Linked DNA regions of Homo sapiens: region 1 is linked to region 2. A link is a contact called in ENCODE Hi-C data. All regions are on one chromosome and are shown on one strand. Each heading gives the region's core, a stretch centred on a gene start or an enhancer-like site at or near the end of the contact. The rest is flanking DNA. Distances are from core to core; before and after follow the strand shown.

Region 1 (5,186 bases), core at 1,284-3,783, 660 kb before region 2:
AGTCTCCCCTCCTCAGCTGGGTTTTGTGTCATGGTTTGCCTTCCCTTATAGCTTCACTGCAAAGCTCTTTGGAAGGGCCCACACACAGGTCTTCCAGGGATAGGAAGGACAAGGACTTGGGCCCACAACTCAGGCAGTGGACAACAGCATGTCCTTCCAATGGCAAGGCAGGGAGGCTCCCTAGCAGGCCTGGGGATGAGCCGGGCTCCTCAGCCTGGCTGGCCCAGGGAACTGAGCAGGATCTTAACTGGGGCAGGGGGTGGGGTGGGGGTGCTGGGGTGGGAGGTGTGGTTACAAGTCCTGAATGCAGAGGGGAGAACGTGAACGTGCTGCAGTCAGACCTGGCGATCTGGCTGGGTTAGGAAGGGGCAGGGGGTCTGTTCCAGCCAGGCCCAGTTTAAGGGAGAGGTTGATCTGTGCCCTTAGGCAAGCACTGGGAGGAGCCTGATTCCTTCTCTGAAAGAATACAGTGTAATCTGTTGTTGTTTGAGAGGATTAAATGAGATAACAAATAACCTCCTCTCCCAGGGCTGGTTGCCTTGAAAGTGCTGAAGAAGAGGAGGGCTTTGGGAAGCAGGGCCCAGGTTGGAAGGTTAGGGGTGGTAAGGACTGGAGGACACAGGGGCAGACTTCACCCCCTGCTCAATTGTGCCCAGGCCTCTCTGCCTGGGCTCATGTGAGGAAAGAAACAAAATGGGTGGCGGTGGGGTGGCGCTCAGGCCGGCTGAGAACTTGGGCCCAGAGTTACCGGATCTCCTAATGCCCCCAGAGAAACAGGGAATCTGGATCTGAAATATGAAATCTTCCAGTTTTAAAACTTTGGGGAGTGGCCAGGCATGGTGGCTCACGCCTATAATCCCAGCAGTTTGGGAGGCCGAGGCAGGCGGATCACTTGAGGTCAGGAGTTCCAGCCCAGCCTGGCCAACCCCGTCTCTACTAAAAATACTGTGTGGTCCTGGGCAAAAATTAGCCAGGTGTGGTGGTGCACATCTGTAATTCCAGCTATTCAGGAGGGAGGCTGAGGCTGGAGAATCACTTGAACCCAGGAGGCAGAGGTTGCAGTGAGCCGATATTGAGCCACTGCACTCCAGCCTGAGCCACACAGCGAGACTCTATCTCAAAACCAACAAAAACAAAAAGCAAAAAAAAAAAAAAAAACTTTGGGGATTAATTAACAAAACAACAACAGAAAGCACCGCGCAGGCCAAGTAAAGCCCACCACCTGGCTGGTGACCCCCTGCTCTGGCAAAGGTGTCACTGAAGGCAGGCCCTCCTGGGAGGAGGCTTCTCACTCTCCTGCTCTTGGAAATGGGCTCTAGATAGACCCAGTTTCCTGGTGATCGCTGGGAGAACAGAGCTGTCCTGTTGGGCTTTGTGGTCCTGGGCAAAGCCCTTCCCCTCTCTGGGCCAGTTTCCTGGCCGGCGAAAGGACTTAGTCTGTGGGGCTCCTGCCCGTTTGGACACGTGTGTGACTCAGTCCCTCAGCCTCGAGGAGGGAAGATACGGCTATTATAGAAGTGACTCCTCCCAGGAACTGTGCTTCCGGGATTGGACGCAGGGCCTCAGGCATTTTGCGTGTCCACAGTCACAACTGTGTGAATATAGGTGTGTCATAATTGGAAGCTTTGCATGGCTCAGTGTAAATATCATCACTTTAATGACTTTGTTCTGCAACCTTTCATCGCGGCTCTGCATGCCGGTAGAAGCTTTTATTAATTCTGTGACCTGGGGAGGACAGGGTCCTTCCTCCCATTTGCTGTTTAAGGAAACCCAAGCTCAGAGCTGGGAGGTGGCTTGGCTAAACGTGCACCACTCGGAGCCCAGACTCAAGTGTCGGTGCTTTGGTACTTGTGGCACCCCTCCTTCAACAGGGGAGAATGAGGTTGGGATCTGAGGGGTCCTCTCTGTGCCCATCACAGTTTGAGCTTCAGGGAAAAGAAGAAGAGGTCTTTGCCCTTCGTTTTTCCACGGGAGGAGAATGTATGAGCCCAGGCTACCTTTCTGGGCCTTGTGTCGACATCCCTAGCTGTCTCCTCAAATCTCTTGCCCTGAATCAACCTGGCCTGTGTTCTCTGCGGCACTCGGAACCTGGAGGCGGACTGAGCCTCCAGCAGTCTAACATCTTTTGCAGTGTCGTGAATAGCCGCCTGTTTTCGCAGGGGCCCAGTGCTCTGCCTGGAGAGGAGAGAGATCCTGGCAGGCGGGGAGAGGAGACTTTGGGTCTAGACCCTCCCCTCCCATCCCCTCACCTCCGCTTTTTGTGCGCCCTCCTCTTCCCTCTGTCCCCCCCGCACCCCGTCTTTTCCACCTGTGCCCTGGACTGCATTAGGGTGTCAGTATCTGTGTGCTCCCCCACCCCCACGCGTAAGCCCGCGCGCCTGCACTGAGGCTGGGGAACTGCGTCTCGCAGCTGCGGCCCCCAGCGCGGAGGGCGCGGGCCCTTTAAATCCTCCGGGGCGGCGGCGGCGGGCCGGGGATGACATCAGCGGGCGGGCCCGGGGCTCAATGGGAGCCGGCGGGCGCGCGCGGTGCGAGAGCGCGCGAGCCGGCGGCGGGGGCGGGCGGGCGGGCAGGAGGCCGGGAGGAGGGAGGCGGCGGCGGCGGCGGCGGCGGCGGCGAGAGCCCAGAGCCAGAGCCCGGCCGGGGCCGAGCGGAGCGCGGCGGCGGCGGCGGCGGCGGCGGCTGGGCCGGGAGAGGCTGGCGCGCCGGGCGGCTCCGCGAATCCTCCGGCATCCGCCCCGGCGGGCCGCCCCCGCCCGCGGCAGCCCCCCGAGCAGTGGCCCGGCATCGGCGCCTTCCCGGCGGGGTAAATATCGGGGGGCCGCGGGCCCGCGGAAGGGTGCAAACCTGGGGGGAATCGGGCTCCCTCAGCCTCTTTGTTTTTGCTGGAGAGGGAGGGAAGGGAGGGCAGACACACGCGCGTTCGCGCTGGGGTGTAGGGGGGGCAGCCCGGGCGCCGCCCGCTCGGCCCGGCGAGGACAAAGGCGCGGCTGGGGACGAGGAGGAGGGGGCCTGTTATTTTGCAGGCTCGCGGGGGAGGCCCCCCGGCCGGCCTGCCTCCGCTTCCCCCCGCTGGGCCCTCCGAGGCCCCGGCCGGCCAGGCGGCCACCCCGGCTGTGATTTGGGGACGCTGAGGGAGGGGGCTTGGGGTGCTGGGCGCCGGATACTGTTGATTCGGGCCCGCGTAGCGTTTCATCGGACAATCACCGGCGCCCCCTGCTCTCCCGGCCCCGGCGCCCGGACCTGGGGGTTCGCAAGGCTGCGCCCGCTCGTTGGATGACGGGCGTTTGGGGGTCCTAAGGTGAAGAGGTGTGTGGTCACCAGGCCACTGATTTGTTTTTCTTTGTGGAGAGAAAGAAAGGGGTGGGGGTTATTTGTCGGATCGGATTCTCCCATTTTTGTGTGAGAGATTGATGTCTTGCAAGTCTCTAAGGAACGCAAAACAGTGTCTGGGTGTCGTTAGAGGATTCCCAAGCTCTTGTTAATACCCTAACTCGAAGTGGGGTGAGCCCCCTCCCCAACTTTTCCCTTAGTTTTCTTGCATATTTTCTTCCTGGCATAGCCTCCTTCCTGGAGAAGGATTTGGAGAGAGGAGAAGGGGACACAAGTGTCTCAAGTTGCTTCCAAGCAATGCCTGTGTTTGGGTCTCCTTTGCCTTCGTTTCTATGATGTCCCTTCAATTTTTATTTTAATCGTCCGAGGGACAAGGGCCCCGGCTCAGGGGTAGGCGATGGTGTTCGGGGAGTAAGAAGCACTGCCCGTGTGCCATGCTGGTTGGTAGTTTGTCTAATTTTTTTAACCTGCTGAAACTCTTGAACCTTTATATCCACTTTTCCCCCCACTTTGTTTATCTCCCCCCCTCCCCCATGGGAGAAGCAGCAAAAGAACTGAAAAGCCTCTCCATTCCTGAATGAAGCTTTTCTGCTCTCCTCTGGGAGGCTTTTTGGGTATTGGTGCCGGGACAGTCTAGGCTCCCCCAGGGACCTTGGACCCCTGGGGTGTTGGGGAGCGACTGGGGGTCTGGGTGGCTGGCACATAGCAGTCAGGGGGTCCTGAAGGGCTTGCCCCTTCCCGCTCTCGTTCTCTGCAGACAGCCGGTGAGTGGGGAGAGACTGGGGGGTCATGTGCAGTATATTTATGTAAGACACCCAGACAGAGGGCACGGGTATTTATATAACCCGGCGTGGGTATTTATGTAATATAGGATGCGGGTATATTTATGTTCCTTTCCTAACCTGCGGGTTTCCTGGCTGCCATGTGTGGTCTCTGAATTGGTGTTGGCAGAAAGTGGACTGAGGTGTTGGGGGGGGGTTGCGTGCACACCCCCCCTTACCCCCCAACAGGGCTCACTGTGTGTGCCTGCTTTTCTTTCTTCCGTTGGAGTGTACACACTCGGGAAGCTGGACGTGTGTGTACGTGGGATGTGTGGCGTGTGGGTTTCCTGCAAACGTGGACTGTGTTCCCCTGGCAGCGTGGCACCTCAGCTGAGACAGGCCAAGCATATGGGCAGCGGCCCTTGATTGAGAGCCCAGAGTTTGGCCAGCTCTGGTGGAGGTCCCTGCCTCGTGGTTATTGGTGGAGGGCTGGTGAGCTCCTTGGGAGCCAGGTGCCGGGGTTCCCTGTCTCTCCTGGGATCTGCCCACTGTCCCTGGAATCCATCTCCCTCCCAGGCTGGCCTGGTTGTTGGGGGCAGCACTTGGCACGGGCAAGGGGCTGATCTTCTGTGCCAGCACAGCTGCTCTGCAGTCTTCCTGTTTTGCCCTGTTTGTGAGTGTGGGAGACCACCAGGTGGGACAGCCGGAGCCCTGTCCTCGGCGAGGCTGTACCATCTGCAGGGTGGTGTGGGACAGGTGGCATGGCCTCTGTGAGCCTGAGTACCCTGTCTGTGAAAGGAGTTCCCTCTTGCTAGTCCTTGATGCTGGTCCTCTTGTAAACACCCCTCCCCCTGTTTACTGCAGTCCCTGGTCCCTGTCCCCACGGCAGCACTGCCTCCAGGCCTTCAGTTTCCTCCTCTGCTGACCAGGAACAGGGTGTCCGGACTTTTGCCCCAGGCCAGAGCAGAGGGGTCCCTCCTCTGCCCCAGGCCAGAGCAGAGGGCTCCCCCCTGGCCCTGAGGAAGGAGAGAAGCTGCTCACATCAGAACTCCTCCTCCCACCCATCCGGGGCAGGCGGCTAAAACCCTGGCT
Region 2 (4,923 bases), core at 1,377-3,876:
TGACCAGAGAGCCCTCAACACAGACTTATAGGGAAACTGAGGCTGAGGTGAGCCCGCCCACATACCAAGCAGGTGTGCAGCACAGCCAGGAGAGGCCAAGGACTACAGAATCCCTCTCTGCCATGCCATAACACTGGGTTTACATCTCCTGGTGTATTATCACTGCCCTGCATCATGCCTCCTCCAGGAAGTCTTCCTAGGTGCCCCTGGCACTAGGCCCTGCTCACCACCCCACCATAATCCTGTGTCTACTTCTCTCCACTCAATACCATCCTGTACCCCCAGGATTTAATATCAATGACTGTCCGGGTCAGTGGCCAACAGAGACGGAGTGACAGAGATCTGTCCACGGCCCCAGTATACTGACTGGGCTATTAACCTGTCCACACACACTGACCACTGCCAATTAGCCTCTGCTGCCACCTGCTCTTGTCTAACGCAAACCCTCCACAATGGAGGAGCCTCCTTTTGCTTCTGCCTCCCCTGCAGGGCTGAACTCGCAAGATGACAGCAGTGAAGACTGCCCTGGAGGTCGGTGTCACAAAGGCCAAATTCAGGTTCCCGCGCTCTATCACTCTGCCAGAGAGTTGCTGGCAGAATTCTGCCCCACCCATCATTGGGGTGCGGTTGGAGGGTTGGAGGGGAAGCCTGCGAGGACTGTCCCTACTTGTGAGGGCTGAAACACCAATTCCCAGAGGCAGGATGGAGGCAGGTGTGTGGGGACACAGGAGGTGGAGGGGCTCACTATATCTGTTCTTGGGCAGCTCACTTCCCTTCTCTTAGTCTCAGTTTCTTTCCTCTTCTTTTAGAGATAAGGTCTCACTATGTTGCCCATGCTGAAGTACAGTGGCTTTTCACAGATGCAATGATAGCACGCTACAGCCTTGACCTCCTAGGCTCAAGCAATCCTCCCGCCTCAGCCTCTCGAGTAGCTGGGACTACAGGCTGTTGCCACTGCATCCGGCTGCCTCAGTCTCTTTACTTGAGAAATGGGACAATAACTTCCATCTCCAGAGTAATTTGGAAACCAAAGAAGAACACACACAAAGCTGTTTCATTAAGTTCTCTGTAACATGGGGGACTCTGGCTACAACTTACATCATCTGAACACCTACTATGTGCCAGGCACTCACCCTGATCACCGTCACCGGGCATGCTGAGCACTGCCATTTCTCACCCAGGCAGAGATGCTTGGAGGTTATGTAACTGAACACGATTACACAGCTGTGAAGCTGGAGCTGGACCTGGAACTGAGGTCAAACTCCACCGCCTTTGCTCCCCACACACCTGCCTACACCCTGCCTCTGGGAATGGTGTTTCAACCCTCACACAGGGGGACAATCCTCCCAGGCTTCCTCTCCAACCCCACCCCGATGGTGGGTAGGGCAGAATTCCGCCCAACTCCCTAAGTTACAAAGGGCCTCAGTTTCCTCATCTGTCCAACAGGGACCACACTGCTGCGCCTCACAGGATGACGGCTACAGGGATCAACCGCCCCCCACACCAAAGCACCCTGGGCCTCCCTCGCACTCTCCTGTTCCCCACCTGCCACCTGGAGACGCCTCTTCCCCGCCCCTCACCCTTAGGCGTGGAGGCGAATGCGCAGGTCGCCCCCATCTCAGTTTCCCCGCCATTCCCGCGCTCACCAGGGGTCCGGCTGCCGTCGCTCAGCGGGTGCCATGGGTCACGGTCGGTGGCCACGAGTAGGCACTCGGGGTCGCGCAGGTGCGCGCACGCCTCCCTCAGCTTGGCGAAGGAGAAGTGCTCGTCGTAGCCCACAAGCACGGCGCGCACGCGCGGGGCCGCGCCGTCCCCCGCGCTCGGGTCCCCGGCCAGGCGCAGCCCCGCGGCGCGCAGCTCGGCGCGCAGCCCCTCGCCGCCCAGCACGAACACGGCGCCCGGCGCGTCCGGAGGCCCGGGCAGGCGCTGGCGCAGCAGGCGCGCGGCGCACAGCGCGGAGCTGAAGAGCTGCTCGGCGCGCAGCCCCCCGAAGCCGAGGCGCGCGAAGCGCAGGGCCAGCTCGGGCCGCGCGCGCCGGCTGTTGTTGCTCACAAACAGAGCCGCCTTGCCGGCCCGCGCCAGCCGCTCCAGCAGCTCCGGGGCGCCCGGCACGGCGCGCTCGCCGTTCCACAGCACCCCGTCACAGTCGAACAGGACCCCCTGCGCCCGGCCCAGCACGTCGCGCAGGGCCGCTCCGCGCAGCCTCTCGCAGCGCGCCATGCAGCCGGCCGGCCGCCGGCCTCCCGCGCCGCGCTCTCTCCGCGGGCACGGCGCGCTCTCCCTGGCACGTTCCACGCAGCCGCCAATTGGCGCGCTGGAAGGACCGGGGGGCGGGGCGACGGCGTGGCCTGCAGCCAATGGGGGCGAGAGTCTGGGAGAGGAGCGAAGCCGCGAGCTAACGGAACTTGGAGAGAGGGGCGGATTCGTGGCCAACACCGAGGGGAAGGGACCAATGAAGAGCTAGCTTGATCCTTCTCCCCGTCCCTGGTTCTGCTGGACCAGTCGCCGCCGAGTTTCAACGCCGACTACACTCTTACGCGGTGGGAGACTGACGCTCTTCTTAACCAATAAGAATCTACAAACAAAACGCGAAGCGAAAGGCCCCGTGCCCTCCAGCCAATCAGAAGCTTAGGCGAGCTGGTTGCTGGGAGAAAAACAGATGTTAAATGAACTGCCTTTGGGTCGAATCTCATTGCCCCCTGAATCGTGGACGCTCCAGTTCAGAGCGAAGTCCCAAGAAACGTGTGTGTACGATGGGGTACGAGGCACATGGTGTCTTCTTGGGTGCTGGAGCCCTCGGTCTAGACCAGTAGTTCTTCACACTGCGTTAGAGTCCCCTGGGAACTTATTTTCAGATATCATTTACATATAGTAAAATGCATAGATCTTAAATGTACAGTTCAATGTCTTGACAAATGCTTTTGAAATCACCGATGTGTAGCAGGACAGATCCTCATGTAAGTGTTTTGGGTGAAGACTGGGCATTTTTTGGTTTGTTGGTTAGTTGGTTTAATTCCAGGGATTCTACCGTGAGCTAGGATAGGGTAGGGAAGCACTGGGCTAGAGGCTGGTAGGCTGTCACTGCAGCACGCCCCGGGAGGGCAGGATCCAGAATGGTCGTGGCCAATTGCCCAGAATAGTAATGGGGTGACCCAGGTTGGCTGGGTCCCTGTCTTAGGGAGGAGGCCTTGTGATCTGGAAGCAACCACAGGTCTTGGGACCTTTGAGGAGCCACTGGTCTGCAGTGTGGGGATGAATGAATTGTGAGCTGTGGTGTCACAGTTTTGAAGTTGTCTGCCAACTTCAGATAAGGCTGTGACCCCCAGGAGCAACTGGAGCTCCAACGACTTGGGAAAAACTGTACCTTGTACCCAACCTTGGAAGCTCAACTAGCTCCTATTCCCCAAGTGCCCTAAGCCTTTTGCTCCTGGCCTTTGCATAGATAGTCTCCTTGGCCTGAATGTTCCTTTTTCCTTTAAAAATTTCACCTTCAGGGCCGGGCTCGGTGGCTCACGCCTGTAATCCCAGCACTTTGGGAGGCTGAGGTGGGCGGATCACGAGGTCAGGAGATCGAGACCATCCTGGCTACGGTGAAACCCCGTCTCTACTAAAAATACAAAAAAAAAAAAAAAAAAAAAGAAAAAAATTAGCTAGGCGTGGTGGCGGGTGCCTGTAGTCCCAGCTACTCGGGAGGCTGAGGCAGGAGAATTGCTTGAACCCAGGAGGCGGAGCTTGCAGCGACCTGAGATCGTGCCAATGCACTCCAGCCTGGGCAACAGAGCGAGACTCCATCTCAAAAAAAAATAAACAAAAAATAAAAAATAAATAAAATAAATAAAAATAAACAAAATTCACCTTCAGGTCAGCTCCTGAAAGACTTCCCTTAAATATCACCTTCTCCAGGAAGCCGTTCTTAACCACCCACCCCATACCATGAGTCTAGGTTATATGGCCACCCCTAACTTGGCTAATATGGGCTCCCAGTGCAATGACACTTGATTTTTTTTGTTTTTGAGACAGGGTCTTACACCGTCACCCAGGCTGGAGTGCAGTGGCATGATCACTGCTCACTGAAGCCTCCAACTCCTGGGCTCAAGCGATCCTCCTGCCTCAGCCTTCCTAGTTGCTGAGACTACAGGCACACGCCACTACACCCAGTTAATTAAAATTTTTTTTTTTGTAGAGACAGGGTCTCACTATGTTGTCCAGGCTGGTCTAGAACTCCTGGGCTCAAGTGATCCTCCTGCCTCAGGCTCCCAGTGCTGGGATTATAGGCATGAGACACCGTGCCTGGCCAGACACTTGATTCTAATGGTTGCTTCTGCCTGTCTGTTTGGGAACTCTTTGGGTGTAGGGTTAAGTCTTGGAGCTAGCTCAGGGCCTGGCACAGAGCAGATTTAGGGAAGGTTTGAGGACAGATCCATCCCTGCTCCTTGGGGAGGCTTCCCAGCCTCCTCCCGGAAGGAGAGTGAGGGGTCCAGGAAACAGTGGGAGCGGTAGGGGCTTCTGTGGGCCAAGGGTGGTGCTTTGGTTTTCAATGGAGAGCAATACCTCTGTGGAGGGAATTGTTATAAAGTTTCACAAATGAGGAAAAGGGATACCAAGAAGTTAAGTAAATTGCCCAGAATGTGAGGGACAAGCCAGGCTTTGGAGTCAGACCTAGGCTCTAATCCCAGGCCCCTGCCTGACTGCCGTGTGACCTTGGCAGGTCACTTCTGTCTGGGCCTCAGTCTCCTCACTGCTAAGAGGTAATGGTATTTCCTGCAGTAGGAGAAGATTAAGTGGAAATCATCCACAGAACAGCACAGCATGTAGTGCAGAGAAAGCTCTAAAAATGTCTGCTGTGATCTCACTTCAGACAGGAAGAAAGGAGGCAAAGAATATGTATTGTTTTCCCCTTTATAAAATTGGCTTCTTTATTTC

What was found. A loop is a pair of places that touch in the nucleus more often than their neighbours do. Pooled maps may share reads with other maps.
Region 1: a pooled map shows a loop between it and region 2 (10-fold over the local background). The contact joins the promoter of CSNK1E here to the promoter of PDXP-DT in region 2. A Hi-C loop is called at or near these places in 5 of 50 pooled maps.

What each region holds. Positions count from the first base shown.
Region 1 is chr22:38,314,780-38,319,965 of GRCh38, reverse strand. CSNK1E (casein kinase 1 epsilon) reads left to right here and starts at 2,533. Exons shown (of 11, transcript NM_152221.3): 1 at 2,533-2,806. All of the region lies in intron 5 of TPTEP2-CSNK1E (TPTEP2-CSNK1E readthrough), which reads left to right. RefSeq lists enhancers at 189-1,093, 4,895-4,944, 4,965-5,134 and a silencer at 2,816-3,205.
Region 2 is chr22:37,656,080-37,661,002 of GRCh38, reverse strand. It overlaps PDXP-DT (PDXP divergent transcript), which reads left to right and starts at 2,626. Exons shown (of 6, transcript NR_109952.1): 1 at 2,626-2,748. It overlaps PDXP (pyridoxal phosphatase), which reads right to left and starts at 2,280. Exons shown (of 2, transcript NM_020315.5): 1 at 1,647-2,280. The coding sequence starts at 2,220. It overlaps SH3BP1 (SH3 domain binding protein 1), which reads right to left. Exons shown (of 18, transcript NM_018957.6): 18 at 4,886-4,923. RefSeq lists enhancers at 55-565, 566-1,077, 1,904-2,405, 2,594-2,643, 2,654-2,723 and silencers at 1,784-1,893, 2,094-2,403.